Linked DNA regions of Homo sapiens: region 2 is linked to region 1. A link is an interaction called in ENCODE POLR2A ChIA-PET data of the cell type or tissue named here. Cell type or tissue: PC-3. All regions are shown on one strand.

What was found. ChIA-PET counts read pairs that join two places held together with the same protein. Peaks named below come from ENCODE experiments on the same cell type or tissue, not always from the same donor. Only the 100,000 strongest peaks of a DNase experiment are listed, where the experiment ranks them.
Region 2: POLR2A ChIA-PET joins it to region 1 with 5 read pairs; 2 of 35 experiments call an interaction of 5 or more read pairs at or near these places.

What each region holds. Positions count from the first base shown.
Region 1 is chr1:172,151,852-172,156,851 of GRCh38, forward strand. All of the region lies in intron 14 of DNM3 (dynamin 3), which reads left to right. Among named protein-coding and RNA genes, the nearest start is that of DNM3OS, 9.5 kb to the left of the region's middle. In PC-3, no CTCF peak of the experiment used is centred here; a DNase peak (open chromatin) is centred at 2,890; H3K4me3 peaks cover 708 bases; H3K27ac peaks cover 960 bases.
Region 2 is chr1:172,611,261-172,616,260 of GRCh38, forward strand. It overlaps SUCO (SUN domain containing ossification factor), which reads left to right. Exons shown (of 24, transcript NM_014283.5): 24 at 1-573. It also overlaps the pseudogene RNU6-693P. Among named protein-coding and RNA genes, the nearest start is that of FASLG, 45 kb to the right of the region's middle. In PC-3, no CTCF peak of the experiment used is centred here; a DNase peak (open chromatin) is centred at 2,241.

The sequences.
Region 1 (5,000 bases):
AACAGTGAGGATAAGTGGTATAAAAGGAGTCTTTGTTTGTTTGTTTGTTTGAAACACTCTTCCACTCAGGCTGGAGTGCAGTGGTGCAGTAATGGCGCACTGCAGCCTCGACCTCCTGGGCTCAAGTGATACTCCTACCTCTCAGCCTCCCAAGTAGCTGGGACCACAGGTGTGCACCACCATGCCTGGCTAATCTTAATTTTTTTATTTTTTTGTAGAGAAGAGACTCCCTGTGTTACCCAGGCTGGTCTCAAACTCCTGGACTCATGGGATCTTCCCACCTTGGCCTCCCAATGTGTTGGGATTACAGGCATAAGCCACCGTGCTGGCTAAAAGGATTCTTTTGAATTTGCCAGAAGTAATTGCCTTCTGCTAGTGGTAAAGCCAGTTTGAAGATAATGGACTTCCCTTCCTTTTTTTTTTTTTTTCAGTGATCCCAGACCCAGAAGTTTTTAGTACTACAATTCAATTGGTTAATTTTTGGAAAGTTGAGTCCCTCATTCTTTTTAATCTTTAACAAAGAACAAGAAAGCTAGTGGGAGTTGATTTTCCAGTAAATTTTGCCCTATGTACTTCGTAAATCAACCTTAATTTTAGTTCTATCTTTGTCTTCAGATCATAAAATAATTAGTATTGCTCACCCTGTGATTCTTATACGGGTTAGGTTGGATCTGATTTGAGGTAATGTCAACTGTAACTATTTTATTATTATTTAATTTGATTTTGTTTTAGATTGCATGTTGTAGATTCAGACAAATTTAGATGAATGCCACTTCTGTTGCATTCCCATACTATATCATTTTCAGTGCATTTGTCCTGTGTATGTATATGGGAGGATTTCTGAGTATATCAAATTCCCCACTTAAAGCTACCATTCCCACGGTATGTGTCTCCTTCACATTCATTATAGAGGAATTTTAGTGAGTTTTTTGTGTATGTGCATGCGGACAGAAACTGTTTAGAAGGGCCATGTTAAAAACGGTTTTTAACCATGTAAGATAATTTACATAACTGTGTAAGATAACTTGCTTACCAATGTACAATGTGATTGTGAAATAAAAGCTTTGAATTAACATTCACAGTGAAAACACTAAAGCCAAGTGTTTCGGCGCCCAGAGCAGAAACTGTTTGGTGATTTAGTGTTTGTACAGATTTAATTAGTTATATTTACTTTCAAAATTTCATCTTTCTTTAACAAATTCTACTTCTTTGAAGTTAAATGAAACCTTTGCTTTTTTGGATTCAACTGAGATATCAGAGAAGGAGCATTAGAATTGATTGGTTCAAGTTCAGCTGTGCCATTTCCTCATTTGTCAAATGGTGTAAAGAAAGATACCTACCTCAGAGGTGGTTGGGAGGCCTAATTCGATGATATGGATAAAATAAATTGGGATGCTTTTGAAAACATTCTGCAACAAGTTCATACGGCAACAGTTTGGAGGATTGCCATGGCAATGCCTTAGGGAAAGTGGTTATGGTGTTGTAGCAAATACCATTTCTACCCTTGGTGACTTTTATGTTGTCCCTGAACATTTACAGAGAATAGGAGCAGAGAATATTAAACTAGTTATTTTATCAAAAGGCAGTGATATGTGTTAATTTCCCATACTTCAATATATGCATCAATCACATGATCAGAAAGCATTCAGTAAAACAGGCTTATTAGTTTTTGCCCTTCTTCCTCCTCCTCTTTTCCACTATTTCATCTTTTCTTTCCATCTTTCCTCCATTCAGCACGAAACTTTCTCTGAGTATTCCTCTTCTCTCCAGCCCCTATTCGTCCTGTTTCTTTTTTAGAACATGAAGTTGGAATTGAGGTTATTGGTAAAAAAATGTGTTAGGTTATTTAATAAGATTTTGTTTCTTCTCCTTAAATTTTCAGTCAGATGAATTAAACCCTAGGTGTGCATTCTTAAAAACAAATAGCTCCCAAACTAATTGCTTTGATACTTCCATGTGGCCTTTAAAGTAATTTTTCTATGAGCCAGTAGCTTTTGAATTTTTTAAACATTAAGTGTCTTCAGAAGGGTGGAGAAAGAAGGATGGAGTTACAGATTGATCATATTTTTATTTAAAAGCAGTTTTCTAAGGTTCCAAAGAATATTGCATACCAAATATTTCCAAATAACATATATAGACCTTATCGTCTGTTCCATTCATTCGTTCATTCATTCGTTGCTTGTGACCTGCTGATTCTTCTTAAACTGTCGTTTCACTTATTCTGACATTTATATCTTATCTTTCTAACTTGATTAGAAGCATCTTGAGGTCCAGGGCCATGCCTGTAGTTTCTAGGTATGCTCTACAATGGTTTCCCAAATGGAATCAGGTGAATAAACACATATTAATTAATCTGAGATTTTCTTGAATGGAAGGAGTCAAAGAAAGAGGATTCCTTCTGAGTAAGAATCAAGGCCACTAAAAAATCACCTTCCTAGTTTACATTATATAATCTTTATTTACCTGTATAAAGATTTTAAAACTGAGTTGAAGAATGCCACAATGTGTAGGCCATTTTTGGAGCATTTGAGAGTGTGTTTAGAAGTGCCACAAAATGCTACAGATGCCATCTGACTTAAAATTCACTCACGGAGTAGTTTATTTAGATGTGTGTTTGCTGGGAATCTACTACCAGGAGAAATGTGGAAACCACATGAAATTCACTACATAAAGAAATCTGGTTTCCATTTCTGTACTGCATTTTGTGCTAGCAGGAAGAAGATAAACAAGCTGTTTAAAACTAAAGTGAATGGCAAAGGAATTCCATTTTTAGATCCCACCCCGTAAATGTATTTTGGAATTTGCAAAACCTAATCCTATCACATAGGTCCTTTAAGAAGGGAGAAAATGTGTTGAGTCTTCTAGTATTAGCTATCTCAGTGGAATGGATGAGTAATTTTGTTTCCTGTTGATGTAGTGTAGTAATACAACTATGACATGTGCTTCAGTTAAAATTAAAACGAAAGTCTCATTCTAGTCTTTGGTAGGCAGACATTATTCTGAGAATGAGAAGAGGGAAGGAAGCAAGAAAAGGCTCTTTTCTGTTAGTTTAAGATCACCCCTTTTAAGGAGAGGAGAATTTTATCCTAAGTTTTAATATAGCTATTTAAAACTCTGTATATGAAAAGGTATATGAGTAAGGCAGATGAGAGGAAAAAGATTGAACTGTTTTTATTTTGAGAAAAATATTCTGGAGGTTCCTTTTAAATTTTCTATTTAGTGATCCTTATACAGTTTAAATATGTTATGAGATTGCCATTTAAAGAGGAACACACTCAGTTAAGATAAAATGTATTGTGATTAATAAAAATGTTAATATTTGAAACATAAAGGCCAACCATACAATTGTGATTTTCCTTTAATAAACATGACCAAATCATACATACCTATGTTTAGGAGTAATAAACATGCATTTCTCAACTTGGTAGGCCTTGTGCTTTGCAAAAAAAAAAAAACCTGTAATATTTTTATAAGATCAGGAAGATCATAACATTAAATTGTTCATTTACTTAAGTAAATTAAAACTTTCATTCCATGGCTTAATTTCTCTCCTGCTTTATGGTGGAGAAAAGAAGCTAATTAAGGTTTATTTTATATACTCTTATTTAATATGGTGCTTGTTTGTATTTTTGTTAGTTTTACTATTGTAACTTCTGCTCTGGTGATTTTTTAGCTGGCTACACTTAATAATTAATACATAATTTGTCTAAGCCTACACTCAGAGCCAAGGGGCTTTATATCTATGGAAAGTGCCATTTTTCAGGTGAGATGTAAAAGTAAACATCCAGTTATGTCATTCTTTTATTTTTTCACTCACTCCATGAACATTTATCAGACGCCTGTGATGTTAGACTCTGTCCTGGAGATACTAAGGTAGAAAATACAAACTTTATACCTTCAAGGAGTTTGCTTGGGATGACTAAGGGGCAAAAACAATTGTTAAGAAGAAAGATAGTGATTTTAGTATTTCAGATAAATATAAATCTACACATAAGTTTAGATTTATCTAAAAATATTATATGGTCTGTTTAGCCAATGCTAAACCATTGGTTGTTGTTAGGCAGTAGAGTGCAGTGACTGAGGGAGAGACTAAGGAGCTAGAAGGCCTTGGTGTGCGTCCAGCTTGACTGCTTACTTTGCTGTGTGACTTGGTGAATGTTATTTATCATTTGTGGCTTTTTTCATCCATAGAACGAGGATAATAAGTGTTTCTACTTCATAGGGATGTTGGAGGACTATATGGATTAATCTGTGGAAGCTTTCAGCATAGTGTCCAGTGTATATTAAGCACTTAAAAAAATGTTAGCTTCAGGGATGATTTCCAAAATATTTAGCAACCCAGACAGTAGGGGCATCAACCAGTAAGAACTGCTGTTGGCTGTAAAAATCTAATATGACCACCCCAGTGTTTATGGTATAGATAACAGCTCAGTTAGCCTTCATCAGTTTTATTGTTTCTACTTAAAACTCATGCTCCATCCCCATCCTATCCTATGGACAATGGCTCCTGGACCAGGCTCTGTAGTACTAACAGACTGTGGACTTACTAGGTGCCTGCAATTTATATTTTTGTAATCTTCTTAGTTTTGAGTACCTAGACTTAGTATAGATTTATTTCATGTTCCAGACGATTCAGGATGTTTTTCTTACCTAATAATTCCTAGAAAGACACTAGAGCCAAGCCTTGGGTTCCCTACTTTTTTTCGCCTAATGTTGGCAAGTAATTGTTATAATGTAGGTGTTCATTTTTTTCTCCTCCTTTCCCTCCTCCTCCTCCTGTTTTTTTCTGGAAGAGAAAAATTATATCTAAAGCTAATTGCCTTAAATTCTTTTTTAGAAAGTGATTGTATACTATAAATAAACTAACTCTTTTCAGTAATCGCTCATTTTTTTATTTTTGCAGTAAGGATAGAATGTATGTAAGAGCATTTAGGACATATAAAGCATTAAAGGACATATAAAGTGCAAAAGACATTGTCCTTTTAAGTTAGAAGACTTGA
Region 2 (5,000 bases), 460 kb after region 1:
TGCTTTGTATTGGCTACAAATGTGCAGAGGTAATACATATGTGATGTCGATGTCTCTGTCTTTTTTTTTGTCTTTAAAAAATAATTGGCAGCAACTGTATTTGAATAAAATGATTTCTTAGTATGATTGTACAGTAATGAATGAAAGTGGAACATGTTTCTTTTTGAAAGGGAGAGAATTGACCATTTATTGTTGTGATGTTTAAGTTATAACTTATTGAGCACTTTTAGTAGTGATAACTGTTTTTAAACTTGCCTAATACCTTTCTTGGGTATTGTTTGTAATGTGACTTATTTAACGCCTTTTTTGTTTGTTTAAGTTGCTGCTTTAGGTTAACAGCGTGTTTTAGAAGATTTAAATTTCTTTCCTGTCTGCACAATTAGCTATTCAGAGCAAGAGGGCCTGATTTTATAGAAGCCCCTTGAAAAGAGGTCCAGATGAGAGCAGAGATACAGTGAGAAATTATGTGATCTGTGTGTTGTGGGAAGAGAATTTTCAATATGTAACTACGGAGCTGTAGTGCCATTAGAAACTGTGAATTTCCAAATAAATCTGAACACTTGTCTTTATTAATTACTGGCTCTTCTGTCTTTTAAAAGAGAACTCAGAAATTATTAATCTTTGAACAGAGATTTAAGTTTTTGCCACTTTTAAAGTTAAATATAGCAGCATTCCATTCAATATTGATCACATTTCAGCCAACTACAAAATGATGGTACTTTTACATAAACATTTTGCTCCCTATGCTATCAGAATTTCAGTTTTTCATATCTAAATACAGCATAACATTTTGTAACATGAGGTTTATTTTTTCCTCTCTCACATAACTACATGAGAAAAAAAACTTAAGTGAAAATAATAGATTTATGCCTATTAAGAAGCAAAAACTATATAGATATTTATCCAATGGGATTTTTAGTGTTCCCTGATGATCAACCTCATTTTATTTCTTCTAATGTTAAGTAAAGCATTAAAACAGTATGAAATAAAAGGAAACTAGGGAATTGGTAAGAACAAGGATGCAAAGTAAAACAATTCTTTTAATTGAATTTTTAAAAACATTAAAGTTGTGGCTCACGCCTATAATCCTAACACTTTGGGAGGCCGAGGCAGGGGATCATTTGAGGAGTTCGAGACCAGCCTGACCAACATGGTGAAAACCCGTCTCTAATAAAAATTAAAAAAAAGTAGCCGGGCATGGTAGCACATGCCTGTAGTCCCAGCTACTCAGGAGGCTGAGGCAGGAGAATTGCTTGAACCTGGGAGGCAGACAGGTTGCAGTGAGCTGAGATTGCACCACTGCACTCCAGCCTGGGTGGCAGAGTGAGACTGTCTCAAAAAAAAAAAGTTATGCATACATATAATTTGATAAATTAGTTTTATAAGGCTTATAAAGTAAGAACAGAAAACAGTTCTCTATTCTGTACCATTTCACTCACACACAACGCACACACACACACACACACACACTACCAGTACCACCCATCTTTCTCTACCAAAGATTTCTTGCTTCCCAGTGGCAAACATTTTTTATTCCGTCTGCAGTTATTGTGCTTCCCTTACCTTGCTGCTTATTTTTCCATTTTTAGATGTGTCCTCAGTTTGAATATACAAACTTGTACGCATGAACATGAGATAGATATAAACTTATATTGGTTAATGTAATTGGATAAGTCTATTCAAAATCACACAACAGGACAACTTAGAAGTACTGCTTTTCTTCAACTGATTGATTTAAAAAATTTCAAATCTGTAGATAAGTTGAACACCATGTGCCTTTGCCCAGATTCACCAGTTGCTAATCTTTTTAGTTTTCTTCATGTGTATGTGTTTTATATGTATATGTGTATTATATGTATATATGTATGTATAAAGATATGTATGTGTGTTATGTGTATATATATAAAGAAACATCTTTTGGTGAGCCATTTGTAAGCAAGTTGGGACATTATGACCCTTTCCCCCTAAATACTGTAGCATATTTTTTCCTAAAGTAAGGACATTCACTTATGTGACCATAATACCCGTATAATATGTAAGAAAATTAATAACTCCATAATATCTAATACACAGTATATAGTCAAATTTCTTCAGTTACCCTCATTTGTTTATTTTGGTCCAGGGTCCATTCAAGGTTCATTTGGTTGTATTGTCTATTTAGTGTCTAAAAAAAATAGACTACTTCCTGACTTTGAATATTGTCCTTGTGCAAGGTCCATACTTACTTTCTCTGAATCATCCCAGTTTTAGTGGATGAGCTGCCCAAGTGAGCAGGAAGAGCTTTTTTGAGTAATGTGTTGATGTTGTCACTGAAATTTTATCCCAACCCACGAGTATTTATAGTTAACACATTCTTTAAAATATCCTGTTGGAGCAATAACCTCCGCATTACACTCCACTTAATCTATTACTTTAAAAATTAATATTTCAGGCTGGGTATGGTGGCTCACGCCTATAATCCCAGCATTTTGGGAGGCCGAGGCAGGTGGATCATTTGAGGTCAGGAGTTCGAGACCAGCCTTGCAAACATGGTGAAACCCCGTCTGTACTAAAAATAGAAAAATTAGCCAAGTGTGGTGGTGCACACCTGTAATTCCAGCTACTGGGGAGGCTGAGGTGGGAGAATCCCTTGAACCCAGGAGGCAGAGGTTGCAGTGAGCTGAGATCGCACCACTGCACTCCAGCCTGGGCGACAAGAACAAAACTCCATCTCAAAAAAAAAGGATCTTTCAAATACTTGCTTACAACAGAGTTTATTACTGCTATTTTGAAGTCATATAGCCTGGGCTACCAAATCTGCTTCATATTTTTTGACAGATCACCAAATACTAAAACCCAAACAAATGCCTTATAACACTTGTAAGGACTTTTGAGCAAACATAAGTATTGATGATTTTTTAAAAAGTGAATAAAGAGCAAGTTTTAATTCCAGGATAGTTTAAAATAGCCAGCTCCCCAGGGAAATGGTATATTACACAGTTTAAGAGCAGGTGCTGACTGGGCACAGTGGCTCATACTTGTAATCCCAGCACGTTGGGAGGCCAAGATGGGAGGATCACTTGAGGCCGGGAGTTCAAGACTAGCCTAGACAACATATCAAGACCCCATCTCCACAAAAAGTTTTTTTAAAATAAGCTGGGCATGGCCAGGCGTGGTGGCTCATGCCTGTAATGCCAGCATTTGGGAGGCTGAGGTGGGTGGATCACAAGGTCAGGAGGAGTTCAAGACCAGCCTGGCCAACATGGTGAAACTCCATCTCTACTAAAAAAATACAAAAATTAGCCAGGTATGGTGGCATGCACCTGTAATCCCAGCTACTCGGGAGGCTGAGGCAGGAGAATTGCTTGAACCCAGGAGGTGGAGGTTGCAGTGAGCCGAGATCGTGCCACTGCACTCCAGCCTGGACAACAGAGTGAGACTCTGTCTCTAAATAAATAAATAAAAGCTGGGCATGGTGGACGACAGAGCGAGACTCTGTAAATAGATAAATAAATAAATAAAAATAAGCTGAGCATGGTGGTCCATGCCTGTAGTCCTAGCTACTCAGGAGGCTGAAGCAGGAGGACCACTTGAGCCCAGGAGTTTCAGGTTGCAGTGAGCTATGATTGTACCACTGCACTCCAGCCTAGGCAACAGAGTGAGACCCTGTCTCAAAAGCAAGTGCTTTAAAGTCAGACTGCCTGTTTTCATATTTGCTATCCACCTCTTACTGGGTACGGCATTGGACAAATCACAGTCTCATTAAACATGAGATTTCTCACCTGTAAATGAAGATAAGAGCACCTATTTCAAAGGGTTGCTTTGAGGATCAAGAGTGCTAATAACTGTCATATACATGGCATAGTACACACTAAACATAAGCCATCAGTTTTCAGATGCTCAGGGTTCTGATCCTTGGTTTCTGTACATCTATCAGCAGGGGTCAAGAAAGGAGCTCATTATGCTTGGTGTAAGACTTCCATCATCTCCAGCCTCTCTCCATCATCACCACCATTTGAAAGGTCAGTAGGGAGTTTTGAGTCCAGTATACTCTGAGAAAGACCACCCCTCAGTTTTGTCATCATGAGGGTCAGTAGGGCAAACCAAAGCTCTGCAGAGCTCCTGCAAAGATGTTGCCACCCCTTTCTACTGCCCAGTATGAAGTCTTGCCAACTTTGTGCCTCAAAACCATTAAGGTGAATTTCATGTCTTAGATTCTTGTTAATTTTATAACCACAAGAAGCCTCATATGACTTGTAACATTCTTTTTTCTGGATCCATATTCCATCCCCAACTCCTAAAACACTTCTGTGCCCTCTGGAACTCTAATCCAGTCATTAGTAAAATTCCCTGGAATCTTTCATTTCTTTCAGCCTTCGCTTTGCCTCTGTTCTATTTGAAACTACTTCCCTGAATCCTTCTCAGGAGGTCACTTTTTTTTCCTATACCCCTCACACCAATGGGCCTGAAGATAGGCTAGTTGTTGTCCTTAATCTTCAATGCCACTATAAGACTACTCTCCACTTTTGCTTAAATTTCTCTTTGAATCTTGTATCAACAAACTATACCACCTGCTGTCTCTCCTTATTGCAAATGATCCCCTGTTTTCTCTCACCCTTATTCTTGGGGTCACTTATTCCATTGCTGCTTCTGTTATAATTCTTGATGATTTCAATATCTATCTTACATTAGTTTTTCTAGTTTCTCAGTTCCTTGCTTTCTCTAATGATCTTGTTCTCCAGACTGTATTGGCCACTTACTCCCGTGATGAAATCCTAGTTTTTATCATTACCAAAATCCATAATTCTTTCTTAATACGAATTTTAAGCATCTGGTTCTGACTACCACCTCCTGTTTTACTAGCTCATACCCCCTTCCCACCCTAACTCTTAACAATTCTTTCATCCCACCATATCCTACAATCCATTAGTCATACCACTGGGACAGCCAAGTATAAAGGGGTCCCTAGAGAAACTATGACCAGCCTGTGCACTGAGAGAACAGGTTGGAGCTACAAAAGT